Linked DNA regions of Mus musculus: regions 1, 2 and 4 are each linked to region 3. Evidence: chromatin loops called from intact Hi-C (ENCODE). Cell type or tissue: left cerebral cortex. All regions are shown on one strand.

Region 1 (5,000 bases), 270 kb before region 3:
ATTGATGAATTGGGACTTATTTCGGCCACATTTTTGGAGGCTGGGAAAAGCAAGAGAATAGCGCCTGCATCTCATAAGGGGTTTGGCCTGTTTGATTTCACAATGAGAAAAACACAAGTGGTCGTGTGGTAAGAAAGAAAGTAAGACCAAGGAGAAGCCAGAAAATCGCTTCAATAATAACCTGTTCTTGAGGAGACTGCCCTCGTCCGGTGAGAGTGCCATGTGTCTGTCCATGAGAACGGAGGTACCATGACTCAAACACTACTTAAGGTTCTCATCAGTTTTCAAAATGGTTCTGCTGGAAAACAAATTTCAACACACATTTTGGAAACGACAAACCATATTCAGACTGCTGCAGCTCTCTGCTAGGTAATCTCAGCCTGTATAGCAGAAATGGAAATGCCCTCCTGGAGAGACCAGGAAATCTTGCTCCAAATGTGCTCAGTGATTGAGCTGAGCATCGCAACTTCAGGAAACCATTGCATAGCACACACAGGCTCTGAAGCCAGACTCTGTTGAGAGAGCATCCTCATCACTTTTAAGCTATGCTACCTTGATTGTATTCCTTGGTGTCTCTGTGCCTCCTTTTACTCCGACTATGATCTGTAAAGAGAACATCTAGCCGTAGAGTTTTTGGGAAGACTCAGTGAGAAATTGTATTAGCCATTCTTCTGAACAGAGCTGTGACACTATCGATCCTTGCTCACAGGAAGGATGCTAAAAGCCTTGCTTAGACTGGGTCACTAATGGGAGGTGGGAGAAGAAAGCCACTCACACAGTCCAGGGGAGAAACCAGGTGGCAGGAAGCAGGCCTGTCTAATACAAAGACCAGATCGAGATCAGGCCTCTGGGCAAACATCCTCCACGCTATGCTCACAGCCCAGCCAGTCTCTAAGGACCAAGAAGGGAGAGGGCGCATGAAGCTGGCTTTCTCAGCAGGAGTCAGACAGATAGACATTGCTTCCTAGTGGGGAGGAGAGCTAGATGTTGTCTTTCCCTCACCCCTAGCAACCGGTCTGGCTCCCTTAATAAGAGGCTGCCCTCCCTGGTCCTGATGTCTCAATCTTCCCTCCTGCTCCTTGCTCTCTGAGCTGCTGCGTCCAGCACAACCATCAGGGAGGCCGCTGAACCTCCCTTACTTGCCTGGGAGAGCTGCCAGAAAGAAACGGCACAGCAGTAAGCTCCAATAATGCTAAACAATGGATTAATTACACTCCTTGCCTGTTTATCTAGAGCTCCTGGGGGTCACTGGCACATGTGGTCACAGCAGACAACAACAGGTGTGAGATGTTGGGGGCTACATCCACTAGCCACAACGGGAGACCCTCTGTGTCTTCCACCCCCATCGCACATTTTCTGTGCTCTGCTCAAGGCAGCAAGTCTGCCCAACCCCCAAGAGATACGGAAAGCTTTTTGCCATCTCTTTTTCCTCCTTCCCTGGGGATTTCATGCTGAGCGGACTGCTTATTTTCCCAAGCCCACTTGGAGAGCTGGGGGTGGGAAGCAGGGGAGAGGCGCTTTCTTCCCAGGAGGGCATCTGGCCTGGGGTAACAGCTGGGCTGGCACTGCTCTAAGCCCACCTGGCCAGGCTGGGAAGAGGCAAGAGCTGCTTTAGGGACGTACAAGTGTCGGCTTGGCTTTCGCAAAAAGGAGGCCAGCCTCAGAGAGCAAACTACTAATTAGGTCGCGGTCTGCTTCCCGCTGCCACTTCACTTTCCACCCCAGAAAAGCCTCACTGTGAGACCAAGACCATCAGCCCTTTCACTCAAATGCAAATGTCTCCAGGCGCATGTCTGGTAGGCTTTTTCCGGCACTGGCTCACAGTGCTGACAGGACTTCACGAGGGACAGGAGCTGCCTACAGAGAAGGATTTGATAAAAATCCGCTTAGAAAATATGGAGCCACTTTGAGTGTGCGTGTGTGTTGCGGGGTTGTGTGTATGTGGTGTATGTATGTGAGAGAGTGGGTATGCCCAGCAGGGAGCAAGCATTCAGAGACCAGAGCAAGACGTCACGTGTCTTCTTCATCTATTGTTTCTTGAGACAGAACTGGAAGCGCCTTTTCTCATATAGGCTTGCTGGTTAGACAGTTCTTGAAACGTGCCTGTCTCCGCCTCCCAATACCGGGGCAAAAGCCAACTACACCCATGTCCAGCCTTTTACAATTTGGGTCCTCACACTCTGGAAGCATTGTCTTACCACTCAGCCATTCCCCAAAGCACCCCACCTCCTGATTTGCTTTTAAAGAGAAAGGCAACCCTGAATGGATTTATAGAAGCTGTGTTTGAATGAGCCCTTGAATGTGGCCGGCCCAGTTTTCATTTGCCAAAGGGGAAGAAAACAGAAAGAGCTGCCGATTTCTGCCTACAGTCGCACAGAAAGCAAGGTTTGCTTTATAGGACATCTGGACACTTCAAGGCCAGCGGGTGGCGGGTGGGGGAGTGAAGGAGCTCTTTGCACAATTAGTCCCAGGCAAGCTTATGCCTACTGAGTGGAGTCTGAGGCCACATTCCTCTCCCTTGGCTCTTTTCTCATCTGAGACCTTGGTTCTGTTCCTGTCAAGCTCAGATCCCCTTCCATGACCCATAGCCAAACGTTATCCAGAAGGATCTGAAAGCGAGCCTTCAGTCCTTGTTATCTGAAGGAACCAGACAGCTGCTCTCGCAGGTGTTTGCATTTCTGGCTTCTTGTGGCTGATGCTGTGCTGTTCCAGGGGCCTTTTTACATACTCTCTCTGTCCCCTACTCAGTCCCTCTCTGGGATCTGCTTTCACCTGAAAGGACCTTTTGTCCAAGGTCATACCTCCTCCATCTGGATGGGACGAATTACTAAAGCCCACATCCTTTGTTTGGGGGGATTCCGCAGACACGTCAGTGCTAGAGTTCCCTGAGGTGTCAGCTGAGGCCCCTGCCACAGCATTACATTTTAAGTTCTCTCTGCCCCATCCTGCCGCCTGCCTTCCCTCCTTTATAGATGTGGCTCTTGAGGGTGATACCAACAAATTTCTTGCATGCAAATCTCTGACGCAAATTTTGCTCTACAGTAAACTCAGCCTAAGACACCTCTTTTGGCTGTACCTTTGGGCGAAGGAATTACAAATCAGGGGAATTCAGAGGGTGGGGCATGTCTGAGAGCAGCTTCCTTCTGGAATCCATTCCACTTATTCAAATACCTCCTGAAAAATCAAAGGGCAGACTTGTGGGTTCAGGTATGTACCTGCCTCCCCCTTCCACTGCCTGTGCTATAGAGAAGGGGGGGGGAGCCCTGACTTTGAGTTCCATTCTTAAGAGTTCACTTTGGTTTGTGAAATTTACAAAAACAGAAATACCCAGACAGAATCCCTGAACACAAACCCTTAAAGGTCTAGTCCTGGCCCAGGGGCATCTACCGTCACTCTTCTGGCATGGCTTCCTCCTTCCTGGATATTGGGTGGAGGCCCTTGTATTAGACAGTTTGCTCCAGTAATATTGCATCATGGCTTGTTGTTACCTAGTTTAGTGGTATCATTATCTCCTAACAGGAGTTTGTGGTACCTGAAAAAAGACGGTGGCCAGGGATACTGCCATCAGAAAGAGCCTCTGACAGGAATTCCTCGCTATCACCTCCTGGCAAACATTAAAACAAAATGTATCTGAGGTAAGCATGCAGCAAAGTCTGATGGTCGCCTAGTCTAGAGGCTCTGTGTCATCAAAAGAGGCCCCATGAAGTGAGCAAAATCTAGTGATTCTGGTCTTGGTCTGAAGAGTGCCCAGAAACAATTTCAGTAACAGATTAATATAACAAATATCACATTAGGGATAGGTGACCAATTAGCTGAAGGAGCAAGAAGGAGGACGGTTTTAGCATCCACAGACAAAGATAGATTTAGAGCCAGCACCCATTTCCCTACCGTATCCTTGCCCTGAATGAAGATTGCTATTTTGCACAAATGTGTGTTCATTTTCATCATGGTAGGCAACAGTGACTTCTGTTCACCAGCCTCCAGGGGTCATCTACTCAGATGGCTCATTCTGTGTTGCTCTTAGACAGAGCGTGGAACAAAGGTGCACCCTCTCACCCAGAGGGAGAACTGCCCTGGGCTCAACTGCAGCAGCCTCCCTTGTGAAGCTACTGTCCTCTGAGGGCCACATCACTCCTAGCTCGAGTTTTGATGTATCCGTTCCCTGTCTCCATGAACCAGACACTCTGCTAAGTGCAGAGACTTGTTTATGGTGAAAACTAGCAACTCTCCTTCACCATGACTGTGCCTAGTGTGTGGTGTTCCTCTAGGTGGCCCTTACATGGCTTGAACTGTCTAGAGAAAACCTGTGACAGACTTGATTCTGCCTTAGCATTGCCTGTTTTCCTTTTAGGGTCCTTTCCTTCCCCTATCTGGGTATTCCGTTGATGTGGACACGTAAGGCTTCTTTGGAAAGTCGGTTGGATGGTGTTTTGCTAGGGAAACACGTGAAGGAACATCTCCTTAAAGTGGACATGGGTGTGAAAGACTAAGGCAGACTCATGAAGGAACATTTTGCTGAAGCAGGCACAGGAGAGAGGATGCTCTGCTAAGGCAAGCACACATGAAAGGACACATTATGAAAGACTGTTTGCTAACAACACGCAAGTATTGGTCTGCCTTGCATTGCATAGTTGAGCTGCATTTGTCAGGGCTGCAAACTGGGGATGATTAGTTGGATGTATGTGCTAAGGCAAAAGCTGGGCTAAGGCAAGGCCCGTGGAGGACACATGATGTTCGGAAGGTATAAATAGGACTCCACGAAGTGACAGACAGAACTTGGCTTTCTGTTACAGCTAGCTGTGCAGAGCTTGTAGGTCTTAGCTGATCTTCTCTTCTCTGAGAGAGGCATAACTGAGACCTTCTCCTGGTATTCCTGCTGATCCCTCCTGTTCACTTGAGCTCAGGCAGAGACCTGGCTGTCTCTGTTAGGTCCTGCCACAGCTGCTGATTCGTGTTTTCTGTCCCAACTCTAGCGAACTGGACTGCTGATGTATCCATGA
Region 2 (5,000 bases), 1.3 Mb before region 3:
TTCCAGAACTGGTATCTAGGTGCCATTTGGCACGTTTTCCAGTCATTATTTCAGAGGAGGGGACAGGGCTGCTGGAGAGGACCTAGCTGGAAGAGGTGCAGGAATGGCTGCTACAGCAGCCAGAGGTGCTGTGGCGTGATAGGGATTAGGTCCGGATGTTATGAAGGCTCACTGTGGTTTTCAATAAAGTCAGCCAGAGACTGCTTCTTTTATATCGATATGTATTTAAAAGAAATTACTAGCACGAGAAGAAAACCAGACCTGTATGGATCCAGGCCGGTAGTAAGCTACTGTGATCAGGTTCCCTCTTCGACTCCCAGAGGGGAAGTCAGCTTTTGATTGAAGCTACACTTGGTTCTTGACTCTCAGGGGATGCCTGCTCTGAAACAGGAGCTCCCCCCCTTCTTTCCCTAAAAGCCTTTGTGCTGAAAGAGCTTCAGTAGGCATGAATCTCTGGTCCCTCTGAAGAAAGCCTTGCGGCCTTTGCTGACGTTGGTTTGTGAACAGTGGAGCAGTGGATTTTACCAGGCCAGCACCCCCCCCCACACCTCCACCCCACCCCCTGATTTAGCTCACTAGTTAGAGGTAGTATATGGGCAGGGTGCTCCTGACTGGTGGTGGCTGCAGCGTGGAGCCCAGCTGCCTGGAATCTGAAGGCTCTGTAACCTTTGAAGGGGGCCCCCTCATGAGGGGGCAGAGGTGCGGAGCTCGAGGACCCAGGGTTGTTTTGGAGGGTCTGTTTGTTTTCTCCAGTCTCCGAGAGGCTGAGGGTGGAGACGGACGGACGGGCAAGAGTGTGTTCCAGCTTTGAGTCTGATTTAAAAAAAAAAAAAAACAAACTTGATTTAATTGGAGAAACTCCTAGGCATTTCACAGTTCTGTACAAATGCAAACTTGAAATAGCTTGAGACCTACGTCATTTTTAGGAAAGGATAAATGAAGTACAAAAGTGTTCAAACTATGTAAATCCTTGGAGTTGTCTGCCCTCCCATAAACACATGACAAGTGCCAAGGCATTTCCAGTCAAAACATCCATGGACCCAGCAGTCTCCTTCCTTTGTATTTATTATTTTATTAACAGCATTTTACACAGCATTTAACAAGCCCAGACTGCCCGCTTTCCACAGTGCCTGGGTGGAAGATGGGTGGGGGTGGGGGAAAGTGGTCTACAAACCCACTAGAGATCTCCCGATGGACAGGCAGTCTATCTCTACTGGCCAGCAAGGAGCCAAAAGTAGTACTGAGGAGAGAGCTCCCTTCCTATCCTAGGAGTGTTTTTGGGCTTCTAGAATGTGTCTGCTCCCATAGTCTACGTGGAAGGTAAATCAGGGTCTACTCCTGGCTACTCTGCCCCTTGGTTATTAGTGATCTTCAAAGAATGAGTATTTGTCTGTCGTTATTCTATATCCTGGTGGAAAGTTTCTAACGAAAAGTAATGCCTTTCTTAAGTCATAAAATGAGCCTTGTATGATTATTTAATTAAAATCTATTTAAGGACCGATTAGGCGTGTAATTTGCGCTAATAATGACGATTATGGAAATGTTCAACTTAACCAAAAAGCATAAAGGAGACATTTTGATCAGTGGGGCGACCAGTAAGTATTCAATGAGTTGGGCAATTTCTGAAAGACCAGAGGCGGACCTCTGTGGCCCTGCACAGAACTGCAGACATGTCCAGCCTCTGTGACAACCTCGGGGGGCTGCAGGCCTCTCTATCACAGCCCCAGCCTACCCACTTTGTCCAGTGGCCAAGTAGCGTGAGCAGCCATCTCTTCCCATCCAGCGCCTCCAGACTCTACCAGAGGCACAAACTCTGGGAGAGGGCTGATAAACCACAGCGAAATCACTGCGAAATGGCGGTGCTCTTGGGCTTAACAAACTGCACCGAGAAACGCACGCTTCCTTGGCTGGCCTTGGATAGAGCCCGGAGGGGTGGGGTGTGGGGGGGAGCCAGGGTCCCTTGTTCCGGAGAAAGCTGCCAGCTGCTGGTCTTGGTGCGAAGGCGAAGGCAGACACAATGCTGCTGTTGTTGGTTTGATCTCTAACTGTGGATTGTTAGTCTGGCTTTAACTATGTGGTAAGGGGGGAATGTGAAGGCTGTTTACAGCGAGTGCAAATAATGTGACAGCTGTTGGCGCGCGAGCCGCGCTGCGCCTCCTCAGCACTCACACAAAGCGCGCACTATGCAGGCAGGCCCCGTGGAGGAGCTGCAGAGGTGGCCACCACTTTGTGGCTGGCGCTTTCGGATGAGAGAAAGCTGGGTCACATCCCGTCACCAGTCACATCCCCAGCATGCACCTTAAGGACTGCCCAAAGGGTGGGGTAGGGGTGTGGGAGGGTTTATATGTTGTGGTTGAGGGATCTTGTTAGACCGAGGTGTCAGGAGAAGGCCTGGGGAAGGTGGGGGTGGGGCCCGGAGTGTCACTGTCTAGAGGGGTTTGGCCAAGATCCATGAACCTGGGTCCTCAGCTGCTTGCGGCAGAGTTTGCAAGATTCGGGAAAACAACCAGCAGCCCCAAATAAAGCTTGTCGGGAAGAATTAAGTGAAGGCCTTCTGGGGATCCCGCAGGCTCTGAAGGCTGTTCTTCCTTTGCAATGGCTCTATTCAGATAAGTTAGAGAGAGGCGCGGCTGTGTTCTGGCCACTGTTCTTCAGGGTGGAAATGCAAGTGTGTGGGTTCAGGATCCAAAGGCGTTTGCATTTTCCGGGAAAGGGGTGCAGGTTGACTTGGAGCCACACGGTCTCATAAGCTCCCCCTGGCAGAGCACACCGGCCTTCAGCTACAGCCTCCAAAGGCCTGGTAGAAGAGGCACCACCCGCTGGGCACTAGGGTGCTGTGATAGGAGAGCAGGAGAAAGGTGATGGTGAGGACCAGCACTCTGTCCAATCCTGGTGATGCATCGCATAGGATGCATAGATATAGTCTAGAACTTGGGTCAGTCTCTTGGGTGGCCTGGGGCAAGCTGGGAGGAAAGGGTCACCCCAACTCCTCAGGAGTCCCGAGGTCGAAAGGAGCCTTCCCAGGATATAGAAAGGCTGTTCCCGGGCTATGGAAAACCTTTTCAGGCTGACTTAATTCTACAGCCTCCTTCTGGGTTACTTTGGCCCTTGTGTGGCCAGCCGACAGGCTGTCTGAGTCTAGAAACTCCCCACCCCCCAGGTAGGACTTCTTTCTACATATTCCCCTCGGGGAGCTGGGAGATGCTTCTGGAGTGATACATGAACTTCGGTGCCAGTTCTATAAATTGGTCTCTTTTTATGACGTGTGCCATTTTCTGTAGGAATGTTGCTTGCAAAACGAGTTTCGCCTTGGAGGAAAGGCGGAAAGATAAACAAGCCTGTAACGCCAAAACACTGGCAGTCTTTCCTTCCTTCCAGCTCCCTTAAAGCAGCCGGGCTGTATTTCCAGGATTAGACTCATGCTTGTAAGGAGGGACTCTGTTGGCTTTTTTTCCCCCCAAGCAAATGCAAATTAGAGAAAAATAATTTTCTTTCAACGATATGCAATGTATTAGTCACTTGGTATCGTGCTCTCAGGCAGGCCTCATTTGCGCGTCTGCCAGCTCGCTCACATCTGCTTGGCGCTGTTGGGGCATTTTAACCTTGGCGGTGTCGTGTCTAGTCCCATGGATCAAGAAAGAGTAATTAAGCTCTGAACAGCCACAAAAATTCGTGGGTCCCCATCTATATGGCTTTGTTTTGGGGTGCTTTGAGTTCCAAGGCTGAGTAGCAGACCTGGAATTCTTATTGTTCCTTGTAAAGACCATGAATCTGGCTCTCCTGCCCATCCCAGCCCCCCAGCCTTCCCAGGACGTCCAGGCTCTGCACAGTCTACAAGAAGCGTGCATGCAGATTTCAGGACCCTTGCATGTTGCGCCTTACTTCCTTAAAAAGTTTCTTTGTGTTTCCTAAGGATAGCCTTTTGTATAACTTGTTACTTTCTGTAGCAAATGTGTTTAGTTTATACAAAGCCTTAGTGGAAACTAAGTACTCCACTACTTAGCCGAGTACTACTACGGCCTTGATTGACATGGGCCATTTATTTAGGATTCCTCTCTAGGTTGTGTGGATTCCCCAGTGGGGGACAGAACTCTGTTAGGCTGGATCAAGTGTTAGGTGGGGGCGGGGCGGGGCGGGGCGGGGTGGTGGTGGAGGGGGATGGGATGTGAAAAGGAGTGCTGGCTTTCTTCCTAAGTTCTGGGTGCTGGTGCTGGGTCCACCTCCTTTTCAAGGACCTCTTGCTTCCAAATTCACCCCAGTGCGCTTTGGATGCAGATATAGTTCACTGACTAGTTTATCTGGCGCAGCCTGAGGTAATCGGAAAGAACAAAAGGCAGGGAAGGGAGTCTCTGGCCATTCCTGTAGAAGGGAGGGGGAAATAGCCATCCCTGTCCTTGGGTTGGGAGCGGTGGTAAATCTGATCCCCATAGCTGGGATTCTGCCTCGGGTAGAGGATGGATGCCCAGCAACCCACTTTTAGTAGACTCTTGGGGTCTGCCCTACCCAGGGCTCCGTGCCTGTCCTATTTTACAGTATACCACCACACTCAGCTCTCAGCTTAGGGGAGAGTCCAGAGGTACAGTCTGACCGAAGGAAGCTCAAAGTGAAGGTAGGGTTTGCAGTCCTAACTCTACCGGTAAGCTCGGGAGCATGTCCCTTGAGGGCTCAAATTCCGCCTGAACCCACTCAAAAGTTTATTTTTGTTTGAAATTTGATGATGAAGACCAAAGGAGTAGTGAAGGCTCCCGCAGCGGAACTCTGGAAGTTCCCGTGAGAACGCAGGGTTCCAGGGGTTAACTAGGGTCTTTGGGGAGGGTGGCTGCCCAAGGGGAGAACTGGCAGTTTCTGGAAGGCCTGAGGGGGTTTCTGGCCAGGTCTGCTACCTCTCCCTGCTGGGACCTTGGCAGGGAGCTGTAAGGAGGGGCAGAAGGGGCTAGTGAGCTCTGAGCAGGGAGCGAGTGCTGGGAAAGACAATCCCTTTGTTGCAGACTCCTCACATC
Region 3 (5,000 bases):
TAAACATTTAAGAAAATGCTAGGGAGGCCGGGCAGTGGGGGCGCACACCTTTAATCCCAGCACTTGGAAGGCAAAGGCAGGCGGATTTCTGAGTTCAAGGCCATCTTGGTCTACAGAGTGAGTCCCAGGACAGCCAGGACTACACAGAGAAACCCTGTCTTGAAAAAAAAACAAAACAAAAAACGAAAAAGAAAATGTTGGGGATATTAAACTAAGACAGGGAGAGATGGAGCCGTGAAAGGTAGAGAAAGAGGACAGAAAACACTAGTTAAGAATGATTTTTGACCCCTACTTTGCCAGCTCTTCTGAAATGTTGATTGATTTTGGCTTCATTTGTATTTATTTAAATGCTATCTTATTCTTTTTTTCCAATTTTTATTAGGTATTTTCTTCATTTACATTACAAATGCTATCCTGAAAGTCCCCTATACCCTCCCCCCACCCTGCTCCCTTACCCACCCACTCCCACTTCTTGGCCCTGGCATTCCCCTGTACTGGGGCATATAAAGTTTGCAAGACCAAGGGGCCTTTCTCCCAGAGTACAGTCTAACCCTAATTCATATTAAACAGTGATTGCAAAATTAAAAAAAAAAAGAATGATTTCTGTTCAAAACAAAAAGTAAAACAAGGAAGCATATGCAAATCAGCCAAACTTTCAATTTTTTCTCTGATACCAGGGATAGGAATACATCAGGCAGCTTGCTAAGGAAGAGACAAATGCAAAACATGAAACTCTCCACAGGAGCAAAGCTGCAAACTGGTGGGCAAAACCAGGTTCTCAAAAGATCACAGTGTGAGATCTTGTGTAGAAAATTGTTATCAAATGTTCTTTAACAGCAAATCATAGTAATATTAGTTGAGACTCATTAGCATATATGCATATGCTTATATACACATGCTTATATAAAAATATTTAAAAATAAAAAAAATGAAATTAGTACTTTTGCCAGTTTATTCTTCTGCCAGCCTTTTCTGAATATACGGTTCAGTTAGTGTCCCATAAAGCTCTTACCATCACTTTCTCTCTTGATTTTAATCAGGCTCTCCCTCAGGACTTTGGGGAAATGGATGAATCAGTTTTGTATGTTACTTAAAATAATAGTTTCCTTCCAGCAGTAGACATCTGGCCAAAGCCTCATTATTTTCATAAAGAATACAGAGCAGGAAAGGAAATGGAGGCACAAAATCCATTTAGAGTAAGAGAGAAACCTAAAAGCGATTTTCTCTGGGGCCTAAAGAATCTTCTAAGTAACCAGCATCCCTGTCCCCACTGCAAACCCAGGAAGCATCTTAAGTCCTATGCCGGACTTCAAGTGTGGTACCAGGACAATTACATTTAGCTACAATCCGGAGGAACAGGCAATTTTCTAGTGCCACAGCCTTTGTTTCTTTCTACCCTCATTGCTTCTGGAGTTGCCTTTAAAATTTTTATTTGCACTTTGATATTTCAAAGGGAAGAGAAAACAAATGTGGGTATAGCTGACATTTGGTGCTGGCTAGCTTATCTGCATTTATTAACGATTAACTTTCACTGGCAACAGGCAGGCATCCCAGTCTGGAGACCTCCCCCTCCCCCCTCCCCGATTTTTTTTTTCTGCTGCGAAGTGCTGATAATGGACTTGAACTGGCCTGGCCTGGCCTGTAATGTGTATGCACACGCGTGCACACACAATTGATATTTTTTAAAAGCTGCAAAGTCGTGTGGATTTTAAAATCAGGTCCTATGAGTTTAAAGAATGGCCCCATGACTTCTGGTGAAAACTGAGGTTGACCTGGCATGCATCCCCCAACCCAATGAAATAAAGAAAATGCAGACTGTTGTTTCACCTGTTCTGACTTCTCCCAGGAATGCTATCTTAAAAAGCATTCCTAAGAGACTTAGGGCAGCCTTGATCAGATCTGCTATCCACAAATGCTGAATGGGTCACTGAAAATCTAGACAATGCTTGGGGACTCCTGATGAAGGGCACTGCTTATATTTATGCTATAACCTTTTAAAATATCGACCATGATTTCCATATAATATTTTTATATAAAGACCTGCAAGATGAGTGCATTGCTATTAGATGGGATTTTTTTTTCTTTTGATGTTGTTAATTTTTCACTTCTCCATAGTCAAGGGAAATTTAGAGTCTTGGCTTCAAAACACTTCCACTAACTAAATATTGCTATAAGCTAGCCAAATTGGCTGAAAGACACTCTATGTAGTTTCACAGATCCTTGCAATATTTATTAACTTCTTCTTGGGATATTTGATCCCATCTTGAAAATGAACTGTTAGAAAGCTTCCCTAGTAGCTACTTGTCAAAAGGAAATAGTTGTAGAGATGACTAGCCACCACCTGGAAATATCAGAGAAAAATAACACTTAATGTCAGGGAAATAAAGGACACGTCTTTTTAATGATTTGGCCACTCATTGGTGGATTAAAGAGCAACACACACTTGTCCAGTTTTGTTAACACATCTGCGTTTTTATTTTTTAGAATATAGTCTACATCTGGATTAAAAAAAGTTTTAAATAAACAAGACATATAACAACAGTGGAGCCCTTCATCATTCTCCATACGATACAGATATAATGTCAGCTGGTTCCACTTTAGATAAATCCACTTTCTCATAATAATGTTAATTATTTTCGCTAGCCGAGTGGCAAGCTTCATCCTAGCTGGCACATCGCCAGTTTACACACACGGGCGGGGGAGGGGTGGCGTGAAAGGGATAGGGTGCCACAGGACTACTGTACAGTGTAACAGAAAATCATTAATAAAGTAGTACCGGTTACCAACAGTGCTGTTTGTGCGCTTATCACAATGGAATCGACGAAGTTTCAAAGCAAAGAGATCTGAAAGACTTAAGACAGGGTCACTGTTACAAAAAGAAATAGTGCAAACAGGAAAACTGACGCAATCCTAGCAACGCCAAGGCCTCCTCTGGCAGCTCAAGGCAGGGCAGCAGGAGGCTGAGCCCCGCCTCCCCCAAGCACCCGGCTAGAAGCTGCCCTCCCATGTGTGGCAACCCAGCACTGTGCCCTGGCATGGCCCTTTCTCAGGCCCTTCTCTTCCGGAAAGAAAAACAGAAAAGAAACCCCAAGAAAGGCACAGGCTGAATGAAGGACATCGGCCCAGTTCCATTCCCACCAACACAGAGTAGGCCCCCTCCGGGGGTCTTTGAACCCCCCTCTCTGGCGACTACTTTCCTCTGCTCTCGCGATGAGGCCCTCTTCTCCACACTAACCCCACCAAGTACACAGCCCAACTTTACAGTGTGCCCTTCGCGCCCCACAACCAGGAAGAAAATAGCTTGGAGGAAAGAGAGGGGTGGTAGAGCCGACCCGAGAGAGGGTGCTGGGCAGCGGGGACAGCCCCCGCCTCAGTGGCCCCAATTACTGAAGCCGATCTCCTGCTTGTATCTATTGGTGAGGATGTTGGCTTTTCGGGTGAGTTTGGAGAGCACGGTGTGCAGCCCGCGCAGGTGGTAGTGGAACTGCTGCTCCAGATCTTCCTCGCCCGCATCCGCGCTCTCCAAGTGACTCAGGCCCACCAGGATGTCCTTGGGCTTCCAGGTGCTCTCCTCGCTCCCGGCCGGCGGAGACGAAGGCTGGTGCAGGACTCCCCACTCGATATCATTGCGGATGGACTTGAGCAGCACGTAGTGGCTGTACATGTCCCGGGAGGGCGCGAAAAAGCTTTCATTGGCGCTGCCCGGGCTTGGGGCCGGGGTCGTGCGCTCCTCCAGGCAGCCGCCACTGCCGCCTACCTCCACGCTGACCTCGTCTATCTCCGGCTCGGACAGGGGTACGTCGCGCAGCAGACTGGGCACCATCACCGTCTGGTCCATGTTGTTCACCGCGCCAATGAAGCGATTCATGGCGTTAAAGAGCGAGTGCTTCTGGTTATATGTGTCGCAGATTTGCATCATGGTGGCCGAGCGGGCGCGGAAACACAGGGACGCTGGTACACGGAGATAGACCGCTGGCGATGCCGCCTTCAAGCGCTCTCAGAGGCTGATGCCGGGAGCCTGCTTGAAGCCGGTGTGACGGGATTCCCAGATCCTTCTCCGCCCTCTCTAACTTGCTTCTTTCTCAGCTCAGCCCTTCGTGAGGCCCGGCTGCTCTTATCTTTGGCTCAGGATTGACGGTGGGTGGCTGGGTCTAGCCTTTTTCTGCTTGGGAGACAGAGACGAAAAGAACAAATTACCCACCCGGTTAGGATGCCCGGCATCCGGTCCGCGCGATGCTCCCACCCTGACCAAGGCTGGCCAGAGAAGGCACAAGGGTGGTTCCTTGGGACCAGCCGGTATCACCTCCTCCAATACTAGCAGAAGACCTTTGAAAAAAAAGGAGAAAAAAATCTCCCCCATCCCGGACTCTCTGGTTTCTCCCTTCTAAAACCTAAGCGAAAGCAACCATATTAGCCCGGGCTGCCAAAGGGCGGGGACACCCACCTCTTGCACTGCGAAATCCCCTGGTTCTCAGTGCTTGCGTTGCGGACGGTGGCTGCCCAAGGGCGCTGCTGCGGTCACTGATCGGACTGTGAGTAAGGGCGACTGTGGTTGCTCCGGCCCCCTGCCCATTCCAGGTGCTCAATTTATAGTCCGGGAAAGGTGTCCCAGGCGCCCAGGACCACCCCTGATGTCTCCTCCTCCTACCTCCTCCAGCAGCACAGATAAAAGGTCCCAGCCCTGACCGCGAGTAACACTCGCCCAACCCTTTCTACCGCGGGGGCGGGGCACGCCGGGTGGCTCCGCCTCTCGCCTGATACCCGGGCTAAGGCAGGGCGGCCCAGCAGGGCAAGGCAGGGTAGGGCTGGGAGGATGGAGCGGCCGCACCCCAGCACCAAACCCAGAACAAGCTGTTTGGGGGAGGGAGGGCGAGGCACTGAGCCCAAGGAGCCGCCGTCCAAACCAGAGGGCGGACTGGCGCGCGCGGGCTGGGCGGGCTTGGCGCGCACTCTCCGGGTGGGATGACCGGAATGCTTGTGTGTCCGGGTTGCAAAAGAGC
Region 4 (5,000 bases), 270 kb before region 3:
AAGTATGCTGGCACTATTCTACAAAGCTGAGCTCTTTGCAGTTCTGTAGGAAAGTGCCTATACATCAATATATGTATCAGAATGATGTCATATCTACAACTTTCATATGGTACAGGAGTGTGTGTGTGTGTGTGTGGCCACATGGAAAATGAGAGAGAGAGAGAGAGAGATTGAGAGAGAGAGAGAATCTAGCAAAAGGGTAGCAACCAATCATCTAGAGGAAATGTATAGACATTCATTTTACTCTTCTTTTAACTTTTCTTCAAGCTTGACATTTTTCAAAGTAAAATATAAGGAAACAAGCAAACAAAACGTGTCCCTTCCTGCTAACACAAAAGATATAAGGAGTCAGATTTAAAAGCTTTATATGATTAACAGGTTAATTTGAACTATTTTCCTGAAAGCCAAGAGAAATCATGAAAAGGTTTTTAACCATGAAAGAAATGATATGATCAGAGGGGTTAGAGAGATGGCTTGGTGTTTAAGAGCACTGGTTGACCCTCCTGAAGACCTGGGTTCAATTTCTGGAACCCATGTGGCAGATTACAACCATCTATAACTCTAGTTGGCTAATCACCGATATAGAATATTTTATTCATGGAGATATATTCCAAGATCCATTCCAAGATCCTCAGTGGATGCAACAAGGAATATATATGCCTTACATAGAGTTTAGTGTATAAATTGGTATAGGAAGAGATTGATTTTAATGACTAAAAATAAAATAGAAAAATACCATCCTATGTACTAAATAAAGTTTACTTGGAAATAAACACTAGGATACTGAGGCTGTTAATCAATGATTGAGACAACTATTTAGAGACTAATGGATAACATATTAGTTAATATTTTCCCCTCACTGTTTGACAAAATACTTGGGAAAAACAATTTAACCAAACAAAGTTAAACTATATTTAAGCTTACAACTCCATCGTGGAACAGAAGGTGTGGTGCTCCCAGCAGTTGGATGAGGGGCAACTGGTCCACTTGCATCCACAATCAGGAAGTAGAAGGAGATGAATGATGATGCTCAATTCACTTTGATGTTTTTTGTCATTCCAGCTCACATTCATAATGCCCCCTGTCTCTTTGGTTAAACCTTCCCAGAAATGCCCTCCCAGGCATGCTCAGAGGTTATCTCTAAGTGCTTTAGAATGCCCTCAAGTTGGTAGTAAAGATTTACCAGAACACATGGGTAAGAGGATACACAGAACAAAGGGTAACTTAAACCCCAGGTGACATAGCACTGTGCAAGATCTCATTATATGTATTTAAAACAACAGACTATTGAAAACATGGATTTCTTATTTCTAGAATTTTCTACCTTATAATTTCAGACTATGGCAGGTAACTGAAACTGTGAAAAATGAAACTATGGTTTATATCATAGAAAGGGACTACTGTATACATCCCCAGTCTGGTGTCTAATTTCCATCCTCTTCATGCATTTCTCAGAACAGAATCCAGTAGGCCTTTCCAGATTGCCTAAGGTTATATGATAGAGATATCTCAGAAGTGTCTTGCATCTGCCTCTTCACTCACTGTTCTGCTCCTGGACTGACCTCACTCATCCATCAAAATGAAACTAAAGCATTTTCTCTTTGGGAAGCGTTCTCTGAGTTCACACCTCCTCTGCTTTATTAGAACTCACCTAACTCTTCCATGTTGCACTTCAGTTTGTTTCTTTCTCCTTATTAGATTCTTTAGTCTTTGAATGTTTTTAAGAAATGGCATTTATGCCTGGCCGATGGTGGGGCTGAAGAAACCATAAATGAGTGAAAGGAAGCAACGTAAATTAGAATCTCAGTTAGGGTTTGTGGCAGAACTTTCCCCTAATGAATAAAGATGACAAGGGAGCCATCACTGGGCAAGTAGGCAGGACTTCCGGGTCAGAAAGTGGAAGAGGGAAGGCAGGAAAAGGAATGGCCCTTTTGGGCAGCAAACTAGGGAAGCAGACAGAATATAGTCAGCCAGAGGCAGAGGTTTGAGTGGCAGATCCACCAGGACCCACTTCTCAAGAATTTTTAACATAGATTAGCTTACAAATTTAGGATGCTAGGTTCTGCACCCAGCGGTTGTGTTACCTGTTGATTCTAAACTAAGATTTTGCGGTGTTTTCCTTCACACTGCGATTCAACTGGGTTCCAGAGGAAGGTATGGCAGCAGAGCGTAGTGTGCAAGAGCACACCCCAGCCAGCCATGGGAATTTGGAAGCGTGGGGCATATGTGGCAACAGCCAGCCATGGGAACTTAGTGAGCTAGGAGGATAGAGCAATTTCAGAGCTGAGTCATAATCTGCTGGGCTGAGAACAGGTCAGCCTGTCTGCTGGTGCCTAGCCAGCCATAGCGTGGGATGCTTTTTTTTTTTTTTTTTTATATTTCACGCAACAAGGTTTCTTCAACTAGAAACACCAGGAATCAACTCTGCATGGAGAGAAATTTACTATAAGGATGTACCACATTATATACTTTAGGAATAGAGTTCCTTAGAAGAAAGAGCTGCAAACCAACTGAGGACCTAAGCAGTAGAATGTTGTCAACAGTTTCTCAATGCCACTGCCATTGAATAAGCTCTGTTTAAGGTTATGACACATTGCCTAAGGTAATGACACATTGAAGTTATAGCTGTTGTACCATTTTCATGTAACTTTCAAGGTAGAATACACATACAGGTACAATACAGGTACAATGGAGACATAGCCTGCATTCCGGAAGAGAAAAAGCAGCTCATCTCCCCGTCATTCTTCAGCGATCATCATCAGTACGATCAAGGAAACGGTCTGTGTCGAAGTTTCAGAATGTTGCTTGTTTATTTGGAGTCTGTGCCGTGTCTTGCACAGAAGGTATTTGAGAGCTTCAAATATCTCGTGCTTTTGGACAAAAGCTGATCTTCTACATTTAAACACAAGCGAAATACCCCTTCCTTGCTGATCAAGGCTACCTGGAGACATTTGTTTCTGATGCGAGAAGAAACGTCATTCTCAGTGACCTGGCTATCATCCTAGGTCACTTAACTGTCTTGTCCATTCTGCCTGCCAGCAGTCCAGCTCAAACAAAATCACAAAAGGCCTTACTCCCCCTGCCTTGTCTCCTGCAAGCTGTCCCCTCATGGCCTCTCCAGGGCCAGTGCAGCTCTCCCAGCTTCAAAAGGCTGGTGTAAAAAGAGAGGAGATAACGTGTCTAGAGAAGGGACACCTTCCTTATCAGAGTCATAGGTAGAGCCAAGTCACATCTGAGAAGCCCCAGGTGGGTTGGAAAACACAAAAGGACCCCTTCTTTGCTTACTTACCTTTCGTGGACTGTGGCCTTTTTATACTTTATTTTACAGTCAGTCCATTGTAAACTCTGCCTAAAGTCTTCAGACCAAGGTTCCTGGCCAAAGGCATTGCTGCCATCCCAGCCACTTGGAACAAACTGCTTCTTGTATAACAAAACAACGAATGAGATGGTGAAAGGACTACCAACACCTTTGGCAACAACGATAACCTATTTCTTTCACCCTGAGGAGTTCAACATTTAAACACATAAAAAGGCCCAACAGACAGCCCCACTCATCTTCCCACAAGGGAGCACTGTAGCCACCTTAAACACACCCATGGAGTCAGGATCTCTCTGGGTTATTTCACACAAAGCCTGCTCGCTCTGAAACCTCCTTATCCTGAGGCTTCCAGGCTCTTCTAGCCTGCATCTGTAGCAAGTCAGGCTCAACTGGGGATGTTTGAACCAGAGCCTCCTGTGGTGTAGCCCATACTGATAGTCAGCCTTTATGCATCTGGAATGTGCTTTCACCTCCTGGAGCTCCAGAGGCCCTGCGTCTGAAGCCCATAAATATTTGAAGACCCTACCTCCATTCTTGTGCAGCTGGAAGCCTGTCCCAGAGCAGACCCAGATGGTTTTGGCATAAGGCTGCTTGCTCATAATTCAAAAATATGATCTAAACCCAACAGCTAAGATACTAAGATCTCACTGTGGCTCAGTTCCACAATCCCATCTGGATCCTCCCTGCCCTCCCCTTTGCTCTCTTGATGGCTTCTGACTCTGATGATCCCTCAGATAAAGTCATAATACTTAAACATGCCTTCATTTCCTCTCAATATATACTGCCAGGTTCCCTGGTACCTGGAGTCATCCTTCTACTAGGCAAGCCCCAGCTTCTCAGACACCAAATTCTGTGTACAGTCCATGACTATCCTCATGCTAAAGAGCATCCTTTGAGATGTCTTTGGTGATGCAGGTATCATCATCACCGTCGTCATGATGATGATGGTGATCATCATCATCGTCATCAATAAATGACTATAAATTATATTTGAGTTACTCTTATCTGCTTCTAAAACACCTGTCCATCTATTCGCTCACTTTATCCTTATGGCAATAATAGAGCATGTGTAAATCACATTGATTTATACCATTTCGCAGAAAGAACTGCTTATTTAGCAGAGCAAATTATTTGCTCAAGGCCACATGGGAATCAGCACTTACCTCATAATTTCTAACTCTCCTACCTCCCAACCCCCAGGCCAACAGCCAGAACAGAATCACAACACAGTGAACAGGCTTTGGCCACAGAAAGATTTGGGTTCTAATCCTAACTAAGACTAAAGTTTTGCTAGGTGGGTTTTGTTGTTGTTTGTTTGTATTTTCTTTTGTTTCAATCTCTAAGGATATATGTTTCCATTTGATCAACAAGCCTGAGTGTATCAGGAGGAAATTGTTAAAATGTGACCCAGGGTAAGACAGCTACTACATACCCTTGGCTGCCATCTTTCTAGATCAATCATCTTTCACTTTGAACTTAATGTCTAGTTCTTGTGTAACTAGACCTTCCCTGCTCCTATCTGATTCAAGAATATTTCAATAACACAGAAAAGAAATCAAAGCCCTTTTTCAGATAATGCTGGGTTGAATTGCTTCTGACAGGGGAACACAAATTCTTCACACCTTTCCAAGCAACTTGTACATCCCATGTGCTAACAGGATGTAAAAGTTTAGTATTGCCC

What was found. A loop is a pair of places that touch in the nucleus more often than their neighbours do. Peaks named below come from ENCODE experiments on the same cell type or tissue, not always from the same donor. Only the 100,000 strongest peaks of a DNase experiment are listed, where the experiment ranks them.
Region 1: it touches region 3 in a loop (7-fold over the local background); 7 of 42 quality-filtered maps call a loop at or near these places.
Region 2: it touches region 3 in a loop (3.0-fold over the local background); 2 of 42 quality-filtered maps call a loop at or near these places.
Region 4: it touches region 3 in a loop (2.8-fold over the local background); 11 of 42 quality-filtered maps call a loop at or near these places.

Annotation. Positions count from the first base shown.
Region 1 is chrX:10,989,228-10,994,227 of GRCm38, reverse strand. It overlaps Gm39494 (a long non-coding RNA gene), which reads left to right and starts at 2,271. Exons shown (of 3, transcript XR_878055.1): 1 at 2,271-2,385; 2 at 3,520-3,635; 3 at 4,974-5,000. In left cerebral cortex, no CTCF peak of the experiment used is centred here; DNase peaks (open chromatin) are centred at 1,654, 2,239 and 2,367; H3K4me3 peaks cover 974 bases; H3K27ac peaks cover 1,275 bases.
Region 2 is chrX:12,066,598-12,071,597 of GRCm38, reverse strand. The region is part of intron 1 of Bcor (BCL6 interacting corepressor); the gene reads left to right. Among named protein-coding and RNA genes, the nearest start is that of Bcor, 11 kb to the left of the region's middle. In left cerebral cortex, no CTCF peak of the experiment used is centred here; DNase peaks (open chromatin) are centred at 418, 638, 2,108 and 3,468.
Region 3 is chrX:10,717,149-10,722,148 of GRCm38, reverse strand. Mid1ip1 (Mid1 interacting protein 1 (gastrulation specific G12-like (zebrafish))) reads right to left here and starts at 4,784. Exons shown (of 2, transcript NM_026524.4): 1 at 4,445-4,784; 2 at 2,447-4,162. The coding sequence starts at 3,919. The coding sequence ends at 3,371. In left cerebral cortex, a CTCF peak has its summit at 2,944; DNase peaks (open chromatin) are centred at 2,950, 3,500, 3,911, 4,749 and 1 more place; H3K4me3 peaks cover 3,021 bases; H3K27ac peaks cover 2,362 bases.
Region 4 is chrX:10,982,353-10,987,352 of GRCm38, reverse strand. No RefSeq gene overlaps it. Among named protein-coding and RNA genes, the nearest start is that of Gm39494, 7.1 kb to the left of the region's middle. In left cerebral cortex, no CTCF peak of the experiment used is centred here; a DNase peak (open chromatin) is centred at 2,302.